2 separate regions of the Homo sapiens genome follow, and region 1 is linked to region 2. A link is a contact called in ENCODE Hi-C or POLR2A ChIA-PET data. All regions are on one chromosome and are shown on one strand. Each heading gives the region's core, a stretch centred on a gene start or an enhancer-like site at or near the end of the contact. The rest is flanking DNA. Distances are from core to core; before and after follow the strand shown. Region 1 overlaps PTPRM (protein tyrosine phosphatase receptor type M). Region 2 overlaps PTPRM (protein tyrosine phosphatase receptor type M).

The links. Hi-C counts contacts between places; a loop is a spot of excess contacts on that map. ChIA-PET counts read pairs that join two places held with the same protein, here RNA polymerase II (POLR2A).
Region 1: a loop to region 2 is called in a map of heart right ventricle, with 3 times the contacts of the local background. The contact joins two enhancer-like sites. A Hi-C loop is called at or near these places in 5 of 168 maps with a recorded cell type or tissue (GM12878, Right ventricle myocardium inferior, heart left ventricle and 1 more). POLR2A ChIA-PET finds 5 or more read pairs at or near these places in 2 of 52 experiments (OCI-LY7 and activated CD4-positive, alpha-beta T cell).

What each region holds. Positions count from the first base shown.
Region 1 is chr18:7,752,349-7,756,442 of GRCh38, forward strand. The region is part of intron 1 of PTPRM (protein tyrosine phosphatase receptor type M); the gene reads left to right. Among named protein-coding and RNA genes, the nearest start is that of PTPRM, 190 kb to the left of the region's middle. Within about 2 kb of position 2,548, at least 6 of the 41 ENCODE cell types and tissues checked have a DNase peak (open chromatin) inside an H3K27ac peak, as active enhancers do.
Region 2 is chr18:7,810,321-7,814,313 of GRCh38, forward strand. The region is part of intron 2 of PTPRM (protein tyrosine phosphatase receptor type M); the gene reads left to right. Among named protein-coding and RNA genes, the nearest start is that of PTPRM, 250 kb to the left of the region's middle. Within about 2 kb of position 2,571, at least 2 of the 41 ENCODE cell types and tissues checked have a DNase peak (open chromatin) inside an H3K27ac peak, as active enhancers do.

The DNA.
Region 1 (4,094 bases), core at 1,298-3,797, 58 kb before region 2:
ATTCTTTTTTTAAAAAAATTTCTATAATTTCAAAAGGTAGGAAACATGACAGTAATGGTTAGTTTTAGATTTTATTTATTTTTATTTTTTAAGACGGAGTCTCTTGCTCTTGTCGCCCAGGCTGGAGTGCGATGGCGTGATCTCGGCTCACTGCAACCTCTGCTTTCCGGGTTCAAGTGATTCTCCTTCCTCAGCCTCCCGAGTAGCTGGGATTACAGGTGCATGCCACCATGCCTGGCTAATTTTTTTAATTTTTTTATTTTTTGTATTTTTTGTTAGAGATGGGGTTTCACCATGTTGTCCAGGCTGGTCTTGAACTCCTGACCTCAGGTGATCCGCCTACCTCGGCCTCCTAAGTGCTGGGATTACAGGCATGAGTCACCGTGCCTGGCCAATTTTAGATTTTATTAATGTTAGACATAGACTCGTGTGTCATAGAAAACAATACTCAGAGAAAACTACGTACCTAGATGTTTTTTGGCCTTTTAGTTAGGCACTTGGCAATGAATGTGTTTTCTAAGTTTATTAGTTACTTTGATAGATATTCCTGGTCTAAAATCTATTTCTTTTTATTTTTTGTAAGTATTCTTTCTGTCTAACCCCTCTTTAAAATAAAAAGTTATTTAGGAGTTTAATGATTTGGGGGGAGGGGCAGATTCTGGTAATGTGATGAACGAGATGGGGAGGAGCAGTCTTGCAAACCTTTGGTTTAGTAGAGAACCAAAACCAGTTTGGAAGGGGATACAGGTCTCTTTCTAGCCATATGTATTTGACTGAACATGTTTGTTTGGAAAAACTAGTAGTTTTGTAAATCATCCATTGAGAGCCAGCAAGTTATCTCTACATTTGTGAAAGAAAAAAATTGAGGTGGATATGGGTTTCCTTTTTCTATGTGTGTCCGTATTGTTTTGATTGTATAGAGGTAGATATTTTTCTTCATTTTGACTGAAAGTAAAGTCAGAATTATATGTATATCTATACATATATATGTATAGATATATTTATTTTCTACATTTTAAGAGGAAGCAGCGTGTTTTAAGAGTGAAAGAAAATAAGCTTTGAAAGCAGACACATCTTGATTTGAGTGCTAGTTACTATCATTAGCTTGCTTATATAATCTTGAGAAATCTTTTCTTTCTCGAAGCCTTAGTTTGCCCATCAGCTAAATGAGCACAGTACATCCTATATGGTAGGGTTGTTGAGTATGAGTGTTAAGTGAGGTAAGTTAAGTCAACACAACGTAGTAAGAGATCAGTAAGTATCAAATTCCATTCTCACTCACTATATGTAATATAAATAGGTTTAAATCAACAGAGTGAGTTTATCTGTAACTGCAGACTTTCTTTGCCATAACACCTTTAAAAAGTTTTAAATGCTTAAATTTACTGTTCTTTCAACTGCCAGTTTAGTGTTAGTTCATATCATTTTGTTTTGGCCGTATTTGCTAATGTTATTGGTGGAGTCATACCATTTTCTGTTGGCTTCATTTATAATTCTATTTTTTTTTTGGCTGTCTACACATTATTTCATTTTGGGACCTGCTACACTGTTGGATTTTTGGCTTTACTCACCTTTTCCCCCCTTCTCCACTTTTGACCCATCTCCTCCTATTTCATTTTGGCACCAGTAAAGTAATGGTTCATGTGTATGCTGGAAGCCTACCCCATACATCTCTATGGGTGCAGTATTCCTTTTTATTGTGTTTTATTTTTCAAAATGACAAGCTTATATTTCCAGTATGTGAAAATGCTTTAGAACTTCTTGTTGAATATAGATTAGTTGACATTTTAAGTCTTAGCCCATGTTGTATGGTTGTGTTTTGGTTTTCTATTTCTTCTTTACTCTTTTCATCATATACCTTGTAGTTTTTGTCATCAGTGAATGATTTTTGAGAATCCTAATGTGCACAGCATTCTGCTGGATCTTGTACTAAGCAGTTTAAAGAGACCCTGTGCAATTACCCGACATTTCCTGTGTGCTTCTTATAGGCAGAATTTCATAGAATACAAATTATCCTCTTCTAGGTACTTGAATCTAAAACAAATATGGACACACAGAGCAAGAAAATAGCTGAACAGTGAGTATGTGAAGAGTAAACCAACAGACACCAGGATTATTCACCATAGGCCAGCCTTCTAGCTCCCAAGATGTTCCCTCCCTGCCAGTCTTCATTGTCTCTCAGTATTGAGATGTCAGCCTCCTTTCCATATTACCTGGAATAATTGCCAAGCAGTCATGCCACTTGAAAATGAGGTAACAAGTCCTTTGATTGAACTGGCAGTCCCACTCCCTGTCATAGCATCCTTGTATCAGTGTTGTTTATTCATTTCATGGTCTGTTCTCTCAAGAAATAAGCATCAGGAGTGGACAGTGATGTTTGGGGGGATCCCAAGGCACATGGGAGGCAGATCTTACCTCTTTCTGAGGAGGCCACAGAGAGCTGGATAGTCCCTCTGTCTGCTCCCTGGTAGCTGGAATGTGGATCTGTGACTCCATGCAGCCAACTGGAAGCTTAATGCAGGGAATGTGAACTTTGAACTAGTTAGAGATTATTCACTGTGAGGCTTTTGCAAAGGGCACAGGCTGGATGAGTGGCCGTGAGCGTCCGTGTTCCTGAGCAGACTGTGCTGTGGCCCAATCCTGTGCGTGTCTCCTCTTCAGGCTCCTGCCGGAGCATGCTTCTCTAATCTTACCATTTATCACTGACCCTTCGGTGAAACTCTCTTCTGTTTAAATTTACCAGGGTACACTTTGTAATACTTGGGACCAAGAATTTGAAGATAGTAATCAGACAAATCAAACAACTAGTAGTAGTGGAGAGACACGTAGCCCTACAGGAAGGGGTAGAATTATCATTAAAAACACAGACAAACCAGAGACTGCCTGAAAAAAAAAAAAAGATGAACTGGAAAGATTCAAAGTAGGCTCTATTGGAGGTGAGTATGGAAAACAAGCTTAGCTTTTTATTTTGAAGTTTCCTTCCAGGAGTTGGATACTGTGATCTCTTCAATCAGCATGTTTATATAGTGAGGAGGAAGACCAGAAATGAGAAGAGGAATAAGAAAATGGCAGCACAGCCTTTTGGGGTATGGATAAGGGTGGTCTTCCTGCTACAGCAGAGGAGAGGGGCATGTGTGGCCCATGTGGAAGAGCAACTGAGTTGGTGGCTGACTGAATTTGGGTCCGAAGCAAAAATAGGATATGAGGATAGGTATAAGAATTTTATTTTGTGCTATGTGTGTCATTTGGCTTTTAAACTGTCTAGAAATAAAATGAGATGAAAACAATCTGCCCTCATTTCTTGGTTGCTTTTCTTAAATATCATTGGCCCAAAGCATAGCCAAGCCTTTTATTTAGAAAATCCTACCTTCAAAAAGTGATAGGTTACACTAATTATATTTGTGCTGTTCTACAGATTTTCTATTTTGCACTGGTCCTTTACCTGCTGCTCGCTGTGCGGGCAGCTAAGGTGAGAGTTTGAAGACTATGGACTTTTAAGCTGAGAGGCTGCTGTGGTCATACAGTTTTCAACACAAAACTTGTTCTCCCTCTAGTGTTCCACTTGCACAGGGGTAAGTTGCACAACTTTGTTCCATTTTGAATTCTTTGCAAGATTTGTCTTCATTTCCTCTGTTGTATCAGATTCCTATATTTCCTTGTACTGTTTGGCCAAACTCCATTGTTTTCATCTTACTGAGTGGAACAGTAGATACTGTTCCAGCTTTGATATTAATTTCCTCTCTAGTACAGCAATTCCGAGTCTGGAGTACATTAGCATTTCAATTTTGAAGAGAGATTTTGATCTCTGAGCACCCTTGCCTTGTGTCTGTTTTCTTGATGGTTCCTTGTGGTTGCTTTCAGTGTTAGGTTAGGTTTCTCCAGTTAGGTTTCTGATGCAGATTGAAAAGCAAACAAGCAGTTAATTCTGTGCATCCCTCATTCTTCTGTAAACATGCCTAGTGCAGTGTATTGCCTCTCCAAGTGCTCTTGCTTAATTAACATGCTTTAGTTTGTAAAGGATTGATTTGTTTGGCAGAATTATCCATAGTTGATTCTGGGAGCAAATTTTCTCGGATATCAATTTGAGGAAATAA
Region 2 (3,993 bases), core at 1,321-3,820:
GTTTCTGTTGTGCATGTGTTACTGTGCTAACTGTGAGGATACAGTGTGTTATGTTGCTCATTATGAATAGCCTGGGGATGCAAATTACTTGAAGTACATAGTTTTCCTTAAGAACATTTATTATGATTTCTATATAGTCTGCTTACAAATGAATTTCTTGAGCAAAGCCTGTTTGTAAGCAGTGGATGTATGCATTTGTGCTTGATTCATAAAGCATTAGAGTTGCAATGGAAATAACCTGAGCCTTAGTTTCCTGAGAGACACCTACTTAGTAGCTTGTGTGTGTTGGGGAGAGACTGGGGTGGGGGGAGGAGGGACAAGGATTTAAACAGAGATTTGAATTGCACTGTCTGTGAAGTTTGCAGGGGGGCATTAAATCTATGGATTAATTCAAACAAAATGTCTCATGTATGTAACCTTTATAAACTGTGTTGTATTTATTAAGCCTATTTTATATAAATTCAGCTTCAACTAGAGGGTTATTCTCCATAGCATTATTTTTTCTATTGAAACATACAGATTTTACCAAAACCCCTTTTCATTACCTTTAATTCTTTCTGCTAGGTCATAGGCAGGATTTTGAATTATGCTATTAATTTAACTTCATTTTAAATGAATAAAATCAGCACATCCACAGTTTGGATATTTTTCTGAACGATTGAATACTTGTTTTATTTTATCCTTTGCCCAGTAATTTTTTTTCAACCAATATTGGGCCAGTGGCCACCAGTCATATTGCAGCATAGGCAAGCAGTGTGCCTCATGAAATAATCCTATAGGAAATAAAATATGCAAAAATCAATAAGGTTTCATGGAACAGTTTCTGCAAGGAGCAGAAAGGCAAGCGTGGCTCAATAAAGTGGCAACAGCCTGTGACAACAAGCCTGGAACTGGTTTCCATCAGAGACACCCTTTTACTGAGCACAGTGAATATTTCTGTGATATCCTGTCCCCATGTAGCAGGAGCATTTTGCCCTGGTTGCACAGTCCCAGCAAGGGGCTTTGCATAGGCTTTGCACAGGATGCTTGGGAGACTCAAACTCTCTCCCCACCCCGAGATGGAGTCTTCCTCTGCTGCTTAGCATGGAGCTCAGTGGTGCAATCATAGCTCACTGCAGCCTTGATCTCTGGGGCTCAAGTGGTCCTCCCATCTCAGCCTCTCAAGTATCTGGGAATACTGGCATGTACCACCAAGCCGAGTTCATTTTTTTATTTTTTTATTTTTAGTAGAGATAAAGTCTTGCTATGTTGCCTAAGCTGGTCCAAACTCCCAAGCTCAAGCATTTCTCCCATCTCAGCCTCCTAACATGTTGGGTTTACAGGCGTGAGCTACTGTGCCCAGCTGAAGACTTGAAGTCTTGATGCCAAAGGGAGGGAGGATTTGTTGTCTGCTCTTTGGTATTCCTGAGAGTGACACATGGGGCTGGGTTCTCTGTGGCACTGTTATATAAGTCAAGCAGATCCCTTGGAACTTTATGTGGGAAGTGTTGTTGGGCAATTATAATCTATATTCTGAACACTTGAAAGGGTTAATATAACCAGTGTTTGGGCATTTGGGTGGTGTTTGCACATATATGGCAGCCTCTTCCTGAGAGACTGGATAGATTAATACCCAGAATTACTTTATGTAAAGTTTTCCAGGATATGTTATTGGAGTGAATTTGAACTCTGGTTCTGAAACCTTTTATATAATAGTTATGTCCATCAAGGCTCTTGTGCACTGATTCTTAATCAAGAAAAAATGAATTAAATCCCCTTAAATGAATTAAACACATTTTCAATTTGATGCGTTATTACCAACTTTATCTCTGTGATAACAATATTGGATGAAGTAGGCATTACTGAGTGACTGACACTTCTCAAATTCCCAGTTTTTCTCTGCCCATCATTCACTTCCTTTAAGTATTACTTTTTTCCTTATTTCAGGTTTTCAAGTGACTTCTGACATTTTAAAAAACCGGTTTTGATGAGGCCATAGATTCTCTTAGGTGCATTGTGCACTGCTGTTGCTCTTCCTTTTATCTCTCTCCTTCCATAAGCAGGAGCATATTTTATAAGCTGCTTTTCTCTTTCTAGTCGAGGTACCTGGAGGCAGCCCCATTCACATTTGTGGGACTGATGGTGAATGGTATTTTGCAGTGGAAAGTGAGCCTCTTAGGTCTTAAGCTCCATGGGTTTAAGCACAGGAGGGGCATGAGCTGCTCCAGGAATCTCCTGCAGCTATTTATAAAAAGATGGACTCTTTCTCTTCCCTAGGGGACAGAGTATGATGGATTGTCATGGCAGTGTGTGAAAATAAAACTCTACAAAGCAGCACAGGAGAGCTGTGTAATCAGTCTGGAATTTAAAATATCTACTTGCCAACTTCACCAGTGAATGTTGAAAACTGAGACTTGGAAAGTTTTTTTTTTTTTTTCTTTGACAGCAATACTTGTTCAAAGTGCACTGGCTTATGATGGAGAAATTGGGTCTGGATGGTCTAGCTCTTTGAAGAGTGAACATTAAGTGCCACTGCACAGTGTATGAATGAGGCATGAAATGATGCCATCAGAGCAGCAGTGGCGCAGAGGTGCTGGGTGGATCTTGTCAGTTTGAGGTTGAACCGAAGCACAGAAGCACAGAACAGGGTATGTCTAAAACCTGACATGGCTTCTTTGTGCTATTCATGTGCACCTAGCAGTGCCTTAGCCACCTAGCTCTATGAGACATCATGCTGACGAATTACCCCTGTGACTTACCTGTGTGCAGGTTATGCCCACTTTGGTGATGTTTCCTTTCTAGAGGGTCTCTTTCTCTTGTTCTGTAAGAGACAAACATATGCCAGTGCCATGTTCTTCCATAGAAATGAAAGTACGAGGGATAAATGAGTGAGGGGAATGGCAGAGGGAAAGAAAATGTGAATGTAAGGGTACAGTAGATGTACATTAGTGTGTTGTGATCTCAGTGCAGTAGATTAACGTTAGTGTGTTAGGACCTCAAGGAGAAATTTAATAGCTGAATCATTGCTGAGATTGACAAAGATCAAGTGCTTGGAACCGGTAGCCAGTAAGACTATTTCTCAAAGACAGAGTGCATCATTTATTTCTGGGCTCTCCGTCCATGCTGCAGTTCAGTTATTGAATATCCTTTAATGCAACATTCTTGGTAACCACGTAAGAAATACTCAAATATTGAAGACAGAGGACCTGGCTCCAGGGCACTTATCATCCAGATGTGGACCCCCTTCCTATTCATCCTGCTTGGAACTTCGTGGGCCTTCTGGACCGAGAGGATATGTGCCTTCAACTCTGGGTACTTTTCTTCTCTTATCTCTTTAGTTTTGTCTGTTAATTTCTCTATATTCTTTTAAGTATTTCTTCTTAATTTTTTTTTCATATTAGGCATATGTTAAAACTTCTAAGTTCTTGCTTGTCTTAACTTTTTTTTTCACATTTTTTCATCTTTTTTTCCCCCTATGGGAGATGAGTTGTCTTGTGGGATAATTCTTTGGCTCTGTCTTCTAGATTACTAATTTATTCTTCAGCTGTATCCTTTCTCCTGTTTAGACCAAATGTTGTTTTTCCTCATTTAAAAATTGTCTAAAAATTTCAGATCACCTTTAAAAAATTATTATTAACATGGTAGTCTATCTATTTTCAGACCCCTTTTAAAATCTCCTCTTCACTTTAATACTTATTTACTAAAGCATTCCTTATACTATTGGTTATATTTGCTGCTTCTCTTTCTTGGTCTTCATTTTCTTCAAATATTTAACACTTTGTGGTTGTGTACACATCTCCATGCTTGACATCTGATGGTATACAACTTGTGAGGTTATACTTGTTTTCAGCTACTTTTCTATAGGGATTGTGGGAGATGGGTGCTGAGAGGGGTGTTTGCCTGTGCTGTGGGGATCCCCGTTCTTCCAGGGTCTTGGCAGCCTCCTGCAACAAACTTGCTGGGGCCTGCTGTGTGTACACACTGTATCAGGCTGGGTGTACCTCGTTAAGCACA